Regions from separate parts of the Homo sapiens genome. Here region 2 is linked to region 1. The links are chromatin loops, found by intact Hi-C in ENCODE. Cell type or tissue: Caco-2. All regions are shown on one strand. Each heading gives the region's core, and the rest is flanking DNA. Links, peaks and the distances in the headings are about the cores only. Region 1 holds the start of MPZL2 (myelin protein zero like 2). Region 2 overlaps CD3G (CD3 gamma subunit of T-cell receptor complex).

Region 1 (8,339 bases), core at 298-8,297:
TTATTACTGAATTTGTGTTGTCATTTACTTAATGCTGAAGAAACTTGGTGAATGTGGGAGCAAATTTCCCCTTAACATTTCATTATGAAAAATTTCTAACATGTAGAAAAGTTTAAAGAATTATACAGTAAATACCTGTGTATCCCACCTAGGTTCTTCAATTGACATTTTACTATACTTGATCACATATCTATCCATCCATCCATCCATCCATCCACCCACCCACCCATTCTTCCTTCCTTCCATCCATCCATTTATTAATGCATCTTATTTTTGATGCATTTTTAAATTAAATTGCAGACATCAGGATGCTTCCCCGTAAATACTTCAGCATTAATGAGAGTTTAGAATTTGTTTACAATTCTTTTAAAAAAATTACTGAAGTAAAACTTACATTCAATTAAATGTACAAGTCTTAAAAGTACACCATTCAAAGGGTTTTGGCAAGCGGTAACTCAAACCCTTGTCAAGATGAAGAACATTAATATCACTCTAGAAAGTTCTCTCATGCCCCTCCAGTCAATCCCTGCCCCCATTCCCCCAGGGGCAAACACTACTTTTATACTTTTTTCATGACAAGGTAGTTTTGCCTGTTCTAGAACTTCATATAAATGGAATCAAAGAGTTTATACTGTTTGTGTCTGGCTAATTTGTTCAACTTACTTTTGAGGTTCATCGTGGTGATATGTATCAGTGATTTGTTCCTTTTAATTGCTGAGTAGGATTCACGATATGAATATTCTACAGAGGATCCATTTTTCTGTTGATGGATCCCTGGGCTGTTCCAGTTTTGGGCTATTATGAATAAAGCTTCCATGATTATTCTCCTACAAATATCTTTCTGTATATATAATTTCATTCATCTTGGAGTGGAATTGCCAGGGTGGCTGAGTGTTTAGCTTCATAAGAAACTGCCAGCCCTTTTCCCAAACATCTTAACTAAGTATAGCCACAAACAACTAAAATTTACTGAATGTTTTGTGTGGGTGCTGAGCATAGAGCTTTAGTTAATGTACGTCACTTGATTCTTACATCCAGACTATGGGGTAAATGTTACTGTTCCCATTTTACATGTGAGATAACTGAAGCACGGAGAGTTAAATAACTGCCCAAGGTCACATAGCTAGTAAGCAGCTGAGCTTGGATCTGGATCTAGGCAGGTTGAACTCTAGCTCCTATACCTCATGCCTCCTAGAATATAGTAGCAAAAAAAAAAAAAAAAAAAAAAAAAGTGGCTATTTCTTTTCTCAGGAAATTAATTAACTCCCTAAGAATAAAAAATTGGTCATGGTAACCAATTTTAACAAGAGATAACTGGAACAATAATAAAAGATGCAGTGTTCATCAATAAACACAGTATAATGTAAATTCTTACCACCATTTAAATGTGGTGTGTATGGTTAACAGGGAGGTAGATAAATTCATTTATCAAGATCCCTTTATCCTCCCGAGAGGTTCCTTAAAGTTATCTTCAAAAATGCCCCATCTCTCTAGCCCTGCACAATCTATGTAGCTTCCCTTGAGAATAAGTGAAGCGTTAAACCACTTCAGAGTCTCTTCTTTGGGCTGGTTAATAAGGGCATGGTGCCTGTCCTCTATAATTACCAGAGGAGCCTGAGGCTTATTGGAGAGGTGCATATCAGCTGTAATGAGGTGGGGCAGGAAAGCGTTCCCTCCCACGATTTTTCTAAACTCATAGAGGCTCAGTTTCAGGCCCAGACCTGTTTTGGAATATCTCTAGGAAACTTCAGGCAAGAAGGAGGGCCACAGGGAACACAACTATTCCTTTGGGCTAAGAGCCCACCTCTCATCTAGGACTCTTGACAGCCTAGCCTCCCTCTCTCATCTTTGAAAAGCTCCCTTAACCCGGGGAAGTTTTGACAAAGGATGCTAGAGATTGGAGTTGTTGGTTGGGGAAGGCTGGGAGTCCCTGAGTCTTTGGAAAACAGATGTTAGGTCTACACTTTCATTCTGGCTCATAAGCCAGGAGCCCAAACGAAAGCCAGGAGAGTAAGTGGTCGTTGGTGTCCCAAGACTTTCCTTCTTGTTTTTAATGGTTCTGGGAAATACCAAAGTAATTCTACTTCTAGGGATGCTCTTCTTGGGTCACATATTAGCCATCCCCAATGGGTATATTTGTTAGGATCAAGTCCACACTCCTTAGGATGGTGGATGAGGGCACTGCCCAGGTGGACCTAGCCTCTCACCTGGCCTGCCACTCCTCCCTGTGCTCCAGGTTTGAGGAATTGCATGCTAGTCCCTGTGGGTACCACATTCCCACCCATTTGTTCCAATGGGAAGGACTTTGTTTATCCTCTTTCCAGAATTCCTATTCATCCTTTAAGGATTGAATTTAAAAATCAAGAAAGTGATAATTATTTGTTTACTTCACCTTCCTATCTTATATTATTTCCTCCCAGGTAGAAATATTCTATGTATGTCTGAATTTTTTCTAGTAAAAACATATGAACAGACACTTTTGAGTAAACGAATGCTTTATTTGATGACCCTAAGAGCTAAATTATTTGTTTTCCTTGCTTCACAGAATGCTAATTTCACCTTAGGTGAAAAAAAGATTTTTGCCTAGGAGGTTGAGAAAGACAACTTTTACAAATATTGATACAGGCCCACTGTCCCTTCTGTCTCCTGAGCCCCCAGTGAGTCTCCTGCTGGCTAAGGTCTAGATACTCACTAGAAATCATTTTTTGGGAAATGTGTAGATGGATGGGACAGATGAGATTCTTTCAAAAACTATTGGTATGTCACAATTTTAAATGACAATCAGGATCTTTCTCTGGAAAAGTTTAGAAAGAAAATGGTGTCTCTGAAAACTTTACTTTTCTTCTTTTCAATTTCCAGAACTCCTCTTCCTTTCCTTCCATTTGCCTGGGCACAAACATAACTTAGGCCTTATGTAGATGCCTGCAGTTTTGGTCTAAGTCCTGCTGACTGGTGTCCAGAAAACTGTGAGGGGCAAACATCCTTTTTATTTAGCATTTTCTCTTCTTAACCTTCTACCCTTGGCCTCTTCCTTGCCCAGTGAGGTGAAGTGGTTGACTGTGGAGCCACTCCTGCTAACTGGAAGGAACTGGGCGTTGCCAGGCACTAAGCCAGGAACTTGAACTCAGCTGAGAAGTGGGATCTGGATAACTCCTGCCCCTCAGAGCAAGGCTGGCAACCAGCTCATGGGTGTTTGGCTACCTGGGGGAGGGATTTCTGCTCCTGACAACAGGCAGTTTGTTCAGTTCTTCCTGCCCTGATTCTTCTCCTGTTGCTTTTCACTGCATCCCTGAGCTCTTTGGTAACTCTACCTCTCACCAGTTTTTGCAATTTGCTGTAGACTTCAAAATCCTGGCTCTACCTCTCCTTCCTCTGTAGCTGTATTTCCCTGCAAAGTTGGAAGCCAACCAAGATCAAGTTTCCTTAACTCTTTTTCTTTCAGGGTCCTGGAGCTGAACTCTTCTGACCTACATACCAGAAAGGCTGTATCTTATCCTTCCTCACCAACATCTGAAAGGTTCCCCCAGCAGACTGATTTTAGGTCCCTTTCTGAACTAGAATCTGACAAAGACGCCACACAGTTTTCAGAAACTCTCACCATGCAACAGATTTTCACTAGCACACAGCTGGTCTGCATTTGGGGCCACCTCTGCTTTCTGAGTTCCAACACAATGGATTTTTGTGGTTGTCTACCTGTTTTTGCTCCATGCCCATGTCATCTTTCTCCTGTTGCTTTCTGTTTTCTGCACTTCTGCATTCTCCTCTCTTTTGGTAGAATTTTCTCTTTTCTTCCCTCTTTATGATGTTTTATTTTTTTCTACTCAGCCTGCCGCCTTCTCTTGTTCCTGCCACCCTTTCTGCTCTGGATTCAGCTAGAAGATTTTATGAGTGACTGAAGAGTTTCTAGACTGCTAATCCAGGGATAAACGCAATCTGTCTTTTTTCAGGGTTAGATTCCCAGCCCAGCCTACTTCTTAACTGCATGTGTAATCTTCATCCCCCTCCTACCGATGTTTCTGTGCCGCTTCATTAATCTGTAAAGATGACCCACCCTCTTTCCAGACAAGGAGGCATCTTTTCTCGTTTAGATTCCTCAGCTCTTTAGACTTCTCAGTCATTTAGCTATTCAAAAAATGACAGATGAAATCCGAGGCACAACAAAGTTATCATGAAAACCTTTTCCTTGAGAGCCCCATGTCTGATTGTTCATATTAGCTGTTATTTGGTGGAAAGAACGCTAGATTTTTAAGAAAAGTTCTGGTTTTGCCACATGGTAGCTGTGCAACCTTGGGCAAATCATTTACCTTCCTCGGGTTCTTAGCGTCCTCACTGGTAGAATGGGAATGCTTCACAAGGGCGTTAATGGAGATGAAACAATCAGCAGGAGAGCACTTTGTAGATTGCACTCGGATGGCAGGGTGAATGAGCAGGGATGGTGTCCTCATTTGTTTTTAAAGTCTTCAAAGGTAAAGGATTGTTAAGCATGGAGATTTGATTTGTTGTTTCTGCCAGGTCTCCTGGAAAGCTACAAACTAGAAGAAGTGCAGGAATCCTTGTGGTAACAGGGGTATCAGCTTTTTGTCCACAGAGGGTCCTAAGGAATTCCGACTCCCGTTTTGAAATTGTATCGAATCCAGTCCCAAGTGAATGTGGCCCTGGGGTGGTGCTTTGAGAAGTGGAATCACTGCAGGACAGTTTCAACATTCACTTCCCAGGCAAGCCTAAAGCCTGTTTTAAAAGGGCGTGTGGGGGCCAAACCCATAACAGTCTGGGACATTTCAGACTGGCACCACCTCCTCTGGCTGTTTCCGAGGCCATCTAGAGGCCAGAGCCCAGTCAGATTAACTGAAAGTAAAGAGAGGACTGCGGGAGTTTGGGACCTTTGTGCAGACGTGCTCATGCTCGTTCGTGTAGAGGGCGGGAGAGAGGAAAGGAAGGAGGGCATTGGGAGCTGAGGCCCCACCTTTCATTTCAGAAAAGTGCACAGGCAGAGCGGGCTGAGTCACAGGCACAGGTGAGGAACTCAACTCAAACTCCTCTCTCTGGGAAAACGCGGTGCTTGCTCCTCCCGGAGTGGCCTTGGCAGGGTGTTGGAGCCCTCGGTCTGCCCCGTCCGGTCTCTGGGGCCAAGGCTGGGTTTCCCTCATGTATGGCAAGAGCTCTACTCGTGCGGTGCTTCTTCTCCTTGGCATACAGCTCACAGGTAAGAGCCGGCGGGCTTCTCTCAGAGTTTCCTCCTTCACTGCTCACTCTATAAAGTTAGCTAATTGTCTTAGAAGTTGCAAGACTTTTGTTTGGGAGCCTGAGCCACAGATACAGTTTGTTTTACTTTGGGTTTTACTGAAACCAAAGTTGGTGGACTGTTTTTGGAGAACTGCTCTCGGACAAACAGGTTTAGGTGTGTTCAGCTGCCAGTGATTCAGGCACAGAGAGGGCTTTCTAATCTCAGGTTACATGCCATTTTTTTGTGTGTGGCTGTTCTCAACCTCCCACTGCTGGCAGGACTTGGCATTTGGATTTCTGTGTGTGGGTCTTGTCTGTGACTCTCAGCAACACCAGGAAAGTGGAGATTGTTAGAGAGAGACCTACTGTGATTTTGAAAGTGCCCCAACACACACATTCTAAATGTAAATATCAAGTTTAAAAAAATGCCACGTGGTACAAAGGTTCTAGGGGTGCAGGCAAACATAAGCTGTCTGGAGTTGATTAATTCAGTTTCTGCAATAGACTAGTAACAGTATGAAATCCACCTAAGGACCCATCTGGAAAACTTACCTGCTAGGAGACCACTTTACATACAACACATAATGCTTAACCTTAATACATAATGTAATGTCTAATCAATGTTATGATTCATTTTAATTTTTTGTTTATGCTTTCAATTCTATTTGCGGATGTTTGTAGTTTGTTATAACAGTTTTGAAGTCAGTACCACGAGGCGAGGCTTTAATGCTGTGGAGAAAGTAAAAGCACTGCGAAGGCTTGCTGTGTGGTAGTTTAGTTGTCACATGGAATGGGAGGGTCCAGGCTGCATACAGGTAGGAGTATGTAGATTCTGGGTGAAGTAAGTTTGGGAGATGGGGCATCTCAGTTTCACTTTACTTTAAGTCCTACTCAGATATTTATTTTGGAAGTGTCAGCAGAAGTTCTCACAATACTACATCCCCTGTTAACCCTTCTTTTTCTTCTTTTTCATTGCAGCTCTTTGGCCTATAGCAGCTGTGGAAATTTATACCTCCCGGGTGCTGGAGGCTGTTAATGGGACAGATGCTCGGTTAAAATGCACTTTCTCCAGCTTTGCCCCTGTGGGTGATGCTCTAACAGTGACCTGGAATTTTCGTCCTCTAGACGGGGGACCTGAGCAGTTTGTAAGTAGATTATCATCATTTTCCAGGGTACTCTTGTTTAGGGAAATAATAAGCCAGTCCATTTCTCCTTTCCCTTCCAGTATTTTTCTTAGCAGCAAGCACAAGGTTAAGCTCGGAAACAATTCTTGGGACAGAGACTGAGAGGCCGTTGAAGGGGAAAGCAAGTGACAGAGCTGCAGACAGGACAGTTGGGTTTGCTGGTGTTTCACTTCCGCTCCCACCATCTTGGCCTCCTTGCCTGGGTGCTGAGTAAGAAGACCTTTTGCCATTTCCCCTCTCTAGGTATTCTACTACCACATAGATCCCTTCCAACCCATGAGTGGGCGGTTTAAGGACCGGGTGTCTTGGGATGGGAATCCTGAGCGGTACGATGCCTCCATCCTTCTCTGGAAACTGCAGTTCGACGACAATGGGACATACACCTGCCAGGTGAAGAACCCACCTGATGTTGATGGGGTGATAGGGGAGATCCGGCTCAGCGTCGTGCACACTGGTAGGTTATGCAGGGAACAGTGGTTTTGGAAAGGATGAGAGCTTGTAGAAAAGAAAGGGGCAATCTTTGTTAAGGCTGAGAGAGAGGGACAATCTTTTGTGATGGATAGAGAGAGGGACTAGCCCTTCAGAACTGGGAGCCTCAGAGGGAGACCGAAGAGTTCTGGGGTAAAAAGAGAAAGGCTTTGTTTGGCTGTGGAAAGAAACAGAAAGTAAAGCAAAGGAACTCAGAGAATCCGTTACAAAAATGGCATTGAGATTGTGAAAGGGAGAGGGAGCAATTCTTTGATGAAAGGCTTACAACAGGTCTGTTCACTCACTCATTTATTCGAGATACTTATTGAGTACCTACTCTAATGCTAGGCACCGTCAAAAGTGCATGACATACACTATCTCATTGAATCCCCACACCACTCTAGGAGGCAGGTACTAATGATGGGAGCTAACACTTACTGAGTACTTCCCAAATGTCAGGGGCTTTACATGACACATTTTATTTAATCTTTACATATCTCATCAGTTTATTGTGCATTTAATGCCTCCCATCTTGCCAATGAGGAAACGAGGCTCACAGAGGTTAAGTCATTTGCCCTGAGTCACGTAGCTGATAAATGGAGTAACTTAGGACTCAAACCCAATCAACTTTGAATCTAAAACTGTGCTCTAAATTGGTGCATTGTATTGTCTGCATCCCTATAAAGGACAATCTGGAAAACCATGCCAAGCAACAAAGAGCAAAGTACACGAAACTTATGAATTGTAGATCTGGGTTTGAGTCATTGCTACCATTTACCAGCTATCAATAAGTCTTATTTTCCTCATCTGTAAAGTGAGAATAACACAGTAAGGATCACAGTGAGGATAAAATGAGATAATAAATGTGAATATGTCCCAACCTCTGAATTGTACTTAACAGCTACCATACATTGAGTGTTTATTTTGTACAGGCACAGCAAGGAACAACTTACATGAATTATTTTATTTTTTATTAAGAACTCAAGAAATGAATATCATTATCTCTGTTTATACATGAGGAAACTGAGGCTCAAAGAAGTTAATTACTTCAAATCACACAGCTAAGTATTTCAACCTAGTGCTCTCTGGTGTGTGCTCTTAACCAACACTACTCCAAACATATAAGCCTGTGCAGTGGTACGATTTCCTTTCATTCATAGTACAGTTTAAAACCATTTCTCAATGCCCCACCAATAGAGGGCTGTGTGACCTTGCAGAAGTCATTTGAGTATTGAAAGAAATAATGTAATGGTTTTGGACCTCAGTTTCTTCATCTGCACAATGAAGAGGTTAAACACACAAAAAATCAGTGGTTCTTAAATATATGTGGATAATTATTCTTTGAGAATCAAATAAAAGCCATGGCCCTGCTTCCCATAAAACAGTGGAGACATACAAAATGAGACTTGGATTCTGTGGGCTTGCAGACTACCTTCCATCCTCTTCCCCATCCTCCTTCATGGA
Region 2 (8,339 bases), core at 340-8,339, 87 kb before region 1:
AGATGGGAGGATCACTTGACCCCAAGAGTTTGAGACTGGCCTGGGCAACATAGTGAGACCCTCTCTCTATAAAAAAAATTAAGCAATTAGCTGGATATTGTGGCACACGCCTGAAATCTCAGCTACTCAGGAGGCTGAGGTGGGAGGATTGCTTGAGCCTGGGCAGTCGAGGCTGCAGTGAGCCAATGTTGTGCCACTGCACTCCAGCCTTAGCAACAGAGCAAGACCCTGTCATATATACGTATATGTGTGTATGCGTATACACACACATATATGTGTGTATGCGTATACACACACATATATGTGTGTATACGTATATACACACTTGTGTATATACGTATATACACACGTGTGTATATATGTATATGTGTATCTACGTATATACACGTATACGTATATGTGTATATGTGTATATGTGTAGATACACATATATGTATGTGTATATGTGTATATGTGTATATATACATATATGTATATGTGTATATATACATATATGTATATGTGTATATATACATATATGTATATGTGTATATATACATATGTGTATATATACATATATGTATATGTGTATATATACATATGTGTATATATGTGTATATGTGTATATATACATATGTGTATATGTGTATATATACATATGTGTATATATACATGTGTATATGTGTATATATACATGTGTATATGTGTATATATACATATACATATATGTATATATACATATACGTATATGTGTATATATACACATATACGTATATGTGTATATATACATATATGTATATGTGTATATATGTATATATGTGTATATATGCATATATGTATATGTGTATATATGTGTATATATGCATATATGTATATGTGTATATATGTATATATGTGTATATATGCATATATGTATATATGCATATATGCATACATGTATATGTATATATATGTATATGTGTATATACACTTGTGTGTGTGTACGTGTTTACAACTGCTATTTGGCAATAGTTAATAAAATTACAAATGCAAATACAAGTGCCCAACAATTCAATTTATTTGTGTTTGTTACAAATAGTCTTATGTATGTTCAAAATCACATTTATTGTTAGAGCTAAAACCATAAAGCTGTAAAAAGTATAAAAAGAAGACAGGAGAAAATCTTTGTAACTGTGGGTTTGGTAAAGATTTATTAGACATGATACCAAAAGCACAATATATAGAAGAAAAAATCAATAAAATGTACTTCAAAATTCAAACCTTTTGCACTTCAAAAGACACCATTAAGAAAAACAAACCACAGATTGGTAGAAAATATTTCCAAATCATATATCTGATAAAGGACTTATATCAAAAACATATGCAACCCAATAGTAAGAAGACAAACAAATAAGTCAACTTAAAAATGGGCAAAAGATTTGATACACATTTCACTAAAAATATATGAATGGTTAATAAACACAAGACAGGACACTCAGCATGGTTAGTATCTAGGGAAATGCAAATTAAGGCCATAATAAAATACCATATTAAATCCATAGAATGGCTATATTAAAATACAGTTACGGGCCTGGCGCGGTGGCTCACACCTGTAATCCCAGCACTTTGGGAGGTCAAGGCGGGTGGATCGCCTGAGGTCAGGAATTGGAGACCAGCCTGGCCAACATGGTGAAACCCTGTCTCTACTAAGTACACAAATACTAGATACACAAATACTAAATACACAAAAAATGAGCTGGGCGTGGTGGCATGTGCCTGTAGTCTCAGCTACTCGGGAGGCCAAGGCAAGAGAATCGCTTGAACCCAGGAGGTGGAGGTTGCAGTGAGCTGAGATCGCGCCACTGCACTCCAGCCTGGGCCACAGAGCAAGATTCCACTTCAAAAAAAAAAAAAAAAGAAAAAAAAGAAAAGAAAAGAAAAAAAAGAAAATGTCCTAAAGCTGGATTATGGTAATGGCTGTACAATTAGTTAAATTTACTAAAAATTTCTGAGAACAGGTGAAATCACTTAAGATGGGTGGATTTTATGGCATGTACATTATGCTTCAATGCAATTATTTTTAAAAATGATATTTATACAATGTTAGTCATTGCAGAATTGTTGTAAGAGCAAAAGATTGGAACCAACTACCAACTTAAATATCCACTGATAGATAACAGGTTAAATAAATCATAGTCTATTTGTACAATATGGTTGCATTAAAAAGGATATAATGGTATCTTCATATAATGGTATGCAATAATCTCACAAGATGTATAGTTTGATATCATTTGTCTAAAAGATAGGGGAAGGGAGGATAATATGTACTTGAGAATGTGCTCATATATGCCTAGAATACCTCCAGAGAGATATATAAGAAACTGGTTTTAAGACCAGGCATGGTGGCTCACACCTGTAATCCCAGCACTTTGGGAGGCTGAGGCGGGCGGATCACTTGAGGTCAGGAGTTCGAGACCAGCTTGGCCAACAGAGCAAAACCCTGTCTCTACTAAAAATACAAAAATTAGCCAGGTGTGGTAGTGTGTGCCTGTAATCCCAGCTGCCCGGGAGGCTGAGGCAGGAGAATCGCTTGAACCCAGGAGGCAGAGGTTGCAGTGAGCCGAGATGGTGCCACTGCATTTCAGCCTGGGTGACAGAGCCAGACTGTCTCAAAAAAAAAAAAAAAAAAAAAAAAAAGAGAAACTAATTTGTCTCTGAAGAGGGCAACAGGGTCACTGGGTAGCAGGGGATGGCGGTGGAGGGAGAGCTTTCACTGAATATTTGAGCCATGTGAATTATAACCTATACAAAAACGAAATAAAAATTACAACACAAAAAATTATATTCAAATCCAGGGGGTTATTTGATCTTTTCATTTTTCTTTTACAATTTTCCCCAATAGGTGGCGCTTCTGAAACACAGTATTTGTTTTTATTTTTATTTTATTTGAGAAACCCCCAAATTTGCTCTGATGGCCTTTCTTCTCCATTTGTCATCTCTGGGAACCTTGAGTCTAGATTTAGGGCTGAAAGTCTCTCTGCTAGGAGCTTTCCAAAATGCATTGCTTTGATTCTGGGAACTGAATAGGAGGAGAACACCTGGACTGAAAAAAGAAAAATTGCAATTTGTTCAAAAAAAACAAATAATGCTTTCAACCCTGTCTTCCTGATAGAAACTTCAGATAGATTAATTAAATCATAACTTCTGACTGATTGATTTATTGATTGGAAGGTTAATATGGGTTAGTGGTTCTTAACTAAGGGTGATTTTGCCCTGGAGGTGATGTTTGGACACATTTGGTAATGTCTGGACACATTTTTGATTGTCACACTGGACAATCTACCAGCATCTGGTGGAGAGAGGCCAGGGATGCTTCCATAACTCCTACAATGCACAGGCTAGCCCCTCATCACAAATAATTAATTAGCCCAAAATGTTAATAGTGTAGATAATGAGAAATTCAAATGTAGGTTAAGATTAATATTCAGCATCTCTATGGCTTGAGGCCCTGCTCTGACAGGATTTACAGATACATAAAATTCATATTTACCTAGGCCAAGACAATCAGTATGGCCCCAGAATTTTTAGAAAAGAGTACCCCAAACCACGTCCCAATCCCTGATCCCCAGAGTCTGATGCTTATAGCCGCTTAGGGAAGGGAGCTAGACTTAGAAGCAATTGCGAGGGCAGTTGATGCAAGGGTCCTTTATTAGAATTGGCATTGAAGAACCCACCTACTCTGAGTCCTGAGTTCAATTCCTCCTCAACTGGTTTCCTTGAAGGTGGCTGTACTGGTCATCTTCTCGATCCTTGAGGGGCTGGAAAGGACAGCACAGTCATAAGTCATTTTTTCCATCCTCTATTAATTAATTTGATGCATGTTTATTGAATGTTTTTTATATGTGAGAATTTGGAGTGGGTACTTCATGGTCCTGAGGATGGAAAGAGGACAAGGAGATGGAGGCTCTGTCTTTTTTCTTTTTCTCTCTCTCTCTTTTTTTTTTTTGAGACGGAGTCTTTCTCTGTTGCCCAGGCTGGAGTGCAGTGGCACAATCGCAGCTCACTGCAACCTCGACCTCCTGGGTTCAAGTGGTCCTCCTGCCTCAGCCTCCTGAGTAGCTGGGACTACAGGCGCGCGCCTCCACGCCTGGTTAATTTTTTTTGTATTTTTAGTAGAGACAGAGTTTCATCATGTTGGCCAGGCTTGTCTCGAATTCCTGACCTCAGGTGATTCACCTGTTTTGGCTTCCCAAAGTGCTGGGATTACAGGCATGAGCCATGGCCTGTCTATAGTGAGTGCCCAGCCTGTCGAGAGTTTCTTCGTGTGTCCCTCTCAGTGTGTTCTTCAACTTGTGCTCACTAGATCCTGACCTCAGTCTCTGTCAATCCTTCTCTTTAGTTCATTTATTCTACCCAAACTGATCTCATCATCTGGTATGCTGTTAGCAGTTTCTTACCTGTATAGGATCTTCCAAATAACATGCCCCTCAATCCCAAAGATTTACCCCCACTAATTACAGCAATGTCTCTTTTATTCTTCATCCCCTTACCTGGTAGAGCTGGTCATTGGGCAACAGAGTCTGCTTGTCTGAAGCTGCACAAAAAAGAAACAGAATCCACACAAGGTAGAATGCATAATAAATTGGGTTATATTCACAAAATGGAATACTAAATAACAATAAGAGTTTTATATATACACAAGAGTATGGATAAAGCACATAAACATGTTGTTGAGTGAAAGAAGCTACTCACAAGAATACTTAGTATATGAGTCCATTTACATAAAGGACAAAAACAAGCAAAGTTAATCCTTGTTGTTAGAAGTCAGGACAATGCTCACTCTTGAGGATGGGTAGTGGCTGGAAGTGACCACAAGAGGGGCTTCAATGGCATTGGTAATATTGTCTTTCTTAAATTATGTGCTGGCTGCATGGGTGTATTTGCTCTGTGAATTTTTTTTTTGAGCTGTATGCTTGTGATTCACTTTTCTGTATGTAAGGGTTTACTTAAAATAGTTTTTTTTTTTTTTTTTTTTGAGACGGAGTCTTGCTCTGTCGCCCAGGCTGGAGTGCAGTGGCACGATCTCGGCTCACGCAAGCTCCGCCTCCCGGGTTCATGCCATTCTCCTGCCTCAGCCTCCAGAGTAGCTGGGACTACAGGCACCCGCCACCACGCCCGGCTAATTTTTTGTATTTTTAGTAAAGACGGGGTTTCACCGTGCTAGCCAGGATGGTCTCGATCTCCTGACCTCGTGATCTGCCCGCCTCGGCCTCCCAAAGTGTTGTGATTACAGGCGTGAGCCACTGCGCCTGTTTTTGTTTTTTTTTTTTTTCACAGAGGGAGCTGTATCTTGAGACAGGTGAACATGCTGTGATAACACCAAGTATCCTTTCTCCTGTCTCAGAGAAATACAGCCTCACCCAACTATGCACACTAGCAAGAAGCACCAACTCAGTCTCTTCCATTGGGTACATAATGGTAGGAGGAAAGCTGAGGGTCTCAGGTGGTCCCATCTCTCATCTAAGAGCATTCTTTTACCTCTCGACTGGCGAACTCCATCCTGTCCAGCAATGAAGTAGACCCCAACAGCAAGGACGAAAATGCTGACGATTTCAGCAAAGAGAAAGCCAGATATGGTGGCTGCATTTAGTTCAATGCAGTTCTGACACACTGTAGGGAAAAGGAGAGACAAACCTTCAGGTTGCGAAAGTTGTTTTTCCTGGTTCGTTTTCTCCTGCCTGTCTGCAATAATGCCGCTGTGGAGGGCAGCAGGCTTTTCCTCTGTGGGTGGCAGGGCAAGGGAAGATCCTTGCGCCAAAACTCAATGCATCTTGATGCTCTTAAGTCCCCCAGGATTCCTGGGGAAGCCCATGTAGTCTAACTACCAGGAAGTATCTGGAACAGAAGGAAGACTAGATACTCTTCATGCTCCACTGCGCTCCAGTTCTCACTGCTGCTCACCTTATGATCACCTCTGTCTCCCCAACCCCTTCATTCAACTCAGTGCTGAATTGCTTGAATCCATGGAGCCCACCCAAAGGTAAACAAAATTTTACAGGACTGGCTGTAGTTTTTCAATAGGGTGAGGGAAGTATCTTACAGTATTTTAAAAGAGGCAAGCTGAAATTAAGAGAACAGGCGATAATATTACTGTTGAGGATCTATTTCCACTTTCACCCCAGATAAAAAGCTCACCAGAACAGCAAATACTGATTAATTTCACAACAAACAGACCAAAGGGGATTACATACTTCTGTAATACACTTGGAGTGGTTTTGACTTGTTCTGTGATCCTTTACACTGATACATCCCTCGAGGGTCCTTGGCATTACTTCCCAGATTCCATTTTTTTTTATCTTCAGTTAGGAAGCCGATCATCTTCCCATCTTTAAACCATGTGATATTTTTGGCTTCTGCATCACAAGTCAGAAGTACCGAACCATCTTCTTGATAGTCATACACCTTAACCAAGTGGTTTCCTGAAATGAGAAAAGCCGTGGTTCTATTAAGGATCTTGCCTCTGAAATTCTCCCTGCTTCTGCATACCAGGAGATCATTAGAGTAGTGTTTCTCAAACTTTGATGTGCACATGAATCACATGGGGATCTTGTTAAAATTTCAGGTGCTATTTAGTAGTTCTGGGGAGGGGAGATTCTGCATTACTAACATGCTCTCGGGTGACGCCAATATCTGCGTCAGGGGGTGAAGAATAAAAGAGACATTGCTGTAATTAGTAGGGGTAAAACTTTGGGATTTTGGGGCATGTTATTTGGAAGATACTATACAGGTAAGAAACTGCTAACAGCATACCAGATGATGAGATCACTTTGGGTAGAATAGATGAACTAAAGAGAAGGATTGACAGAGACTAACGTCAGGATCCCAGGTGACGCCAATACCTACTGGTTCATGGGTCACAGTTTGAGATGTGTCCCTAGCTACTAGGGTCCTGCTTCTCCTGTAAGAGACCAGTTAAATGCTTAGCTACAGGCAAGCTGCCCGGAACAGGTTATGTCAGGTCACTGATTTGGTTGACAATAGAGACATCACCTCTCTATCCCCGTCATTTCATTCATTCTAAACTGTTCGCTCCTGTAGGACTACTGTTGTAGGAAGCCAAATTTCCGTCAATATTCTGAGTCTGAGTATAGAAAGAAGCCATTTCTCCTACCTTTGATTGACTGGGCCAAAGTACCTGTAAAGACAGAAGAGAGATAGAGTATTAGCTGGGCATGGAGTTGTTCAGATGCCCTGAAGTATTTCCATGGTTATTTGAGGCCAAGATGAAGAAAGATCCAAATCCATGAAAATGGTAGTATCTATACTTAGTTTTCCGGATTGTAGACTAAATCACTCAATTGAATTCAAGGTGATAATAAACAATTTGTCTCATCTTTGTCCTGGTATCCTGGGAGGGTGTTTCTAACCGTTGGAATTTCATGAGTGACAGGAGTGGCTTTGTTATCTGTGGTGGATCCTTAGACCATACCTGAGTTTATGCATGGCAATGACTCAGGATGGTGCTGGTCAAGACCAACCATATGGTAAGAGGATTGCAGCTTTGAAACTAGTGGTATCAGCCCCAGGAAGGGATCCTAGAGATTGAGATCAGTCAAGCGGCCAATGATTCAATCAATCATGCCTATGTAAAGATACCTCAATAAAAACTTGGTGGAGCTTCCTGGTTGGTGAACCCATCAATGTGCTGGCAGAGTGTGGGAGAGTGCTGGGGGCGATGTGTTCTAATTCCACGGGGAGAGGGCACGGAGGCTCTGTGTTCGGGACCCTCCTAGACCTTGCCCTTTTCATTTAGCTGGTTCTGATTTTATTTTATTTTTTAATAAAACTGAAATAGGAAGTACAGCACTTTCTTAAATTCTGTGAGTTATTCTAGCAAATTATCAATGAGGAGGGTCATGGGAATCCTTAAGATTGCAGGCAGTTTGTCAGAAATGTGAGTGGTCTGGGGTACCCTGAACTTGTAGCTGGCATTTAAAGTGAGGGCAATCTGGTTGGGAACCATGCTCTTAACCTGTAGGGTCTGACACTAATTTGGGGGGTTAGCATCAGAATTGTATTGTAGTATATGTAAGTAAGGATATTGCCTATCCAGTCCAGAACACTCTGCTTCTTGAGCAGCTAATGCCCTGGCAAGGAGTGGGTGTGCACTATCCAAAACCTTTAGGCTGAGTTCCTTATAAAATATTCAGCCTTGGTGATCCTTTTATTATAAAAACCCTGGATGTCCCAGGGAAGTTAGCTTTTCAATTAGTCCTCAAATCTGTCTCATAACTCAGAGTTGACTGGCAGCAGTGGCTCACACCTGTAATCCCAGCACTTTGGGATGCTGAGGTGGGCAGATTGCCTGAGCCCAGGAGTTA

Evidence for each region. A loop is a pair of places that touch in the nucleus more often than their neighbours do. Peaks named below come from ENCODE experiments on the same cell type or tissue, not always from the same donor. Only the 100,000 strongest peaks of a DNase experiment are listed, where the experiment ranks them.
Region 2: it touches region 1 in a loop (4-fold over the local background); 6 of 110 quality-filtered maps call a loop at or near these places.

Annotation. Positions count from the first base shown.
Region 1 is chr11:118,260,960-118,269,298 of GRCh38, reverse strand. MPZL2 (myelin protein zero like 2) reads left to right here and starts at 5,002. Exons shown (of 6, transcript NM_005797.4): 1 at 5,002-5,203; 2 at 6,202-6,368; 3 at 6,651-6,861. The coding sequence starts at 5,146. RefSeq lists an enhancer at 5,201-5,250. In Caco-2, for the core only: a CTCF peak has its summit at 4,788 (motif pointing left); a DNase peak (open chromatin) is centred at 4,908; H3K4me3 peaks cover 4,125 bases.
Region 2 is chr11:118,347,841-118,356,179 of GRCh38, reverse strand. It overlaps CD3G (CD3 gamma subunit of T-cell receptor complex), which reads right to left. Exons shown (of 7, transcript NM_000073.3): 2 at 7,130-7,153; 3 at 6,210-6,437; 4 at 5,497-5,628; 5 at 4,509-4,552; 6 at 3,693-3,776; 7 at 1,019-3,061. The coding sequence ends at 3,711. Among named protein-coding and RNA genes, the nearest start is that of UBE4A, 7.6 kb to the left of the region's middle. RefSeq lists an enhancer at 5,484-6,683. In Caco-2, for the core only: CTCF peaks have their summits at 2,765, 2,964 and 4,833; no DNase peak of the experiment used is centred there.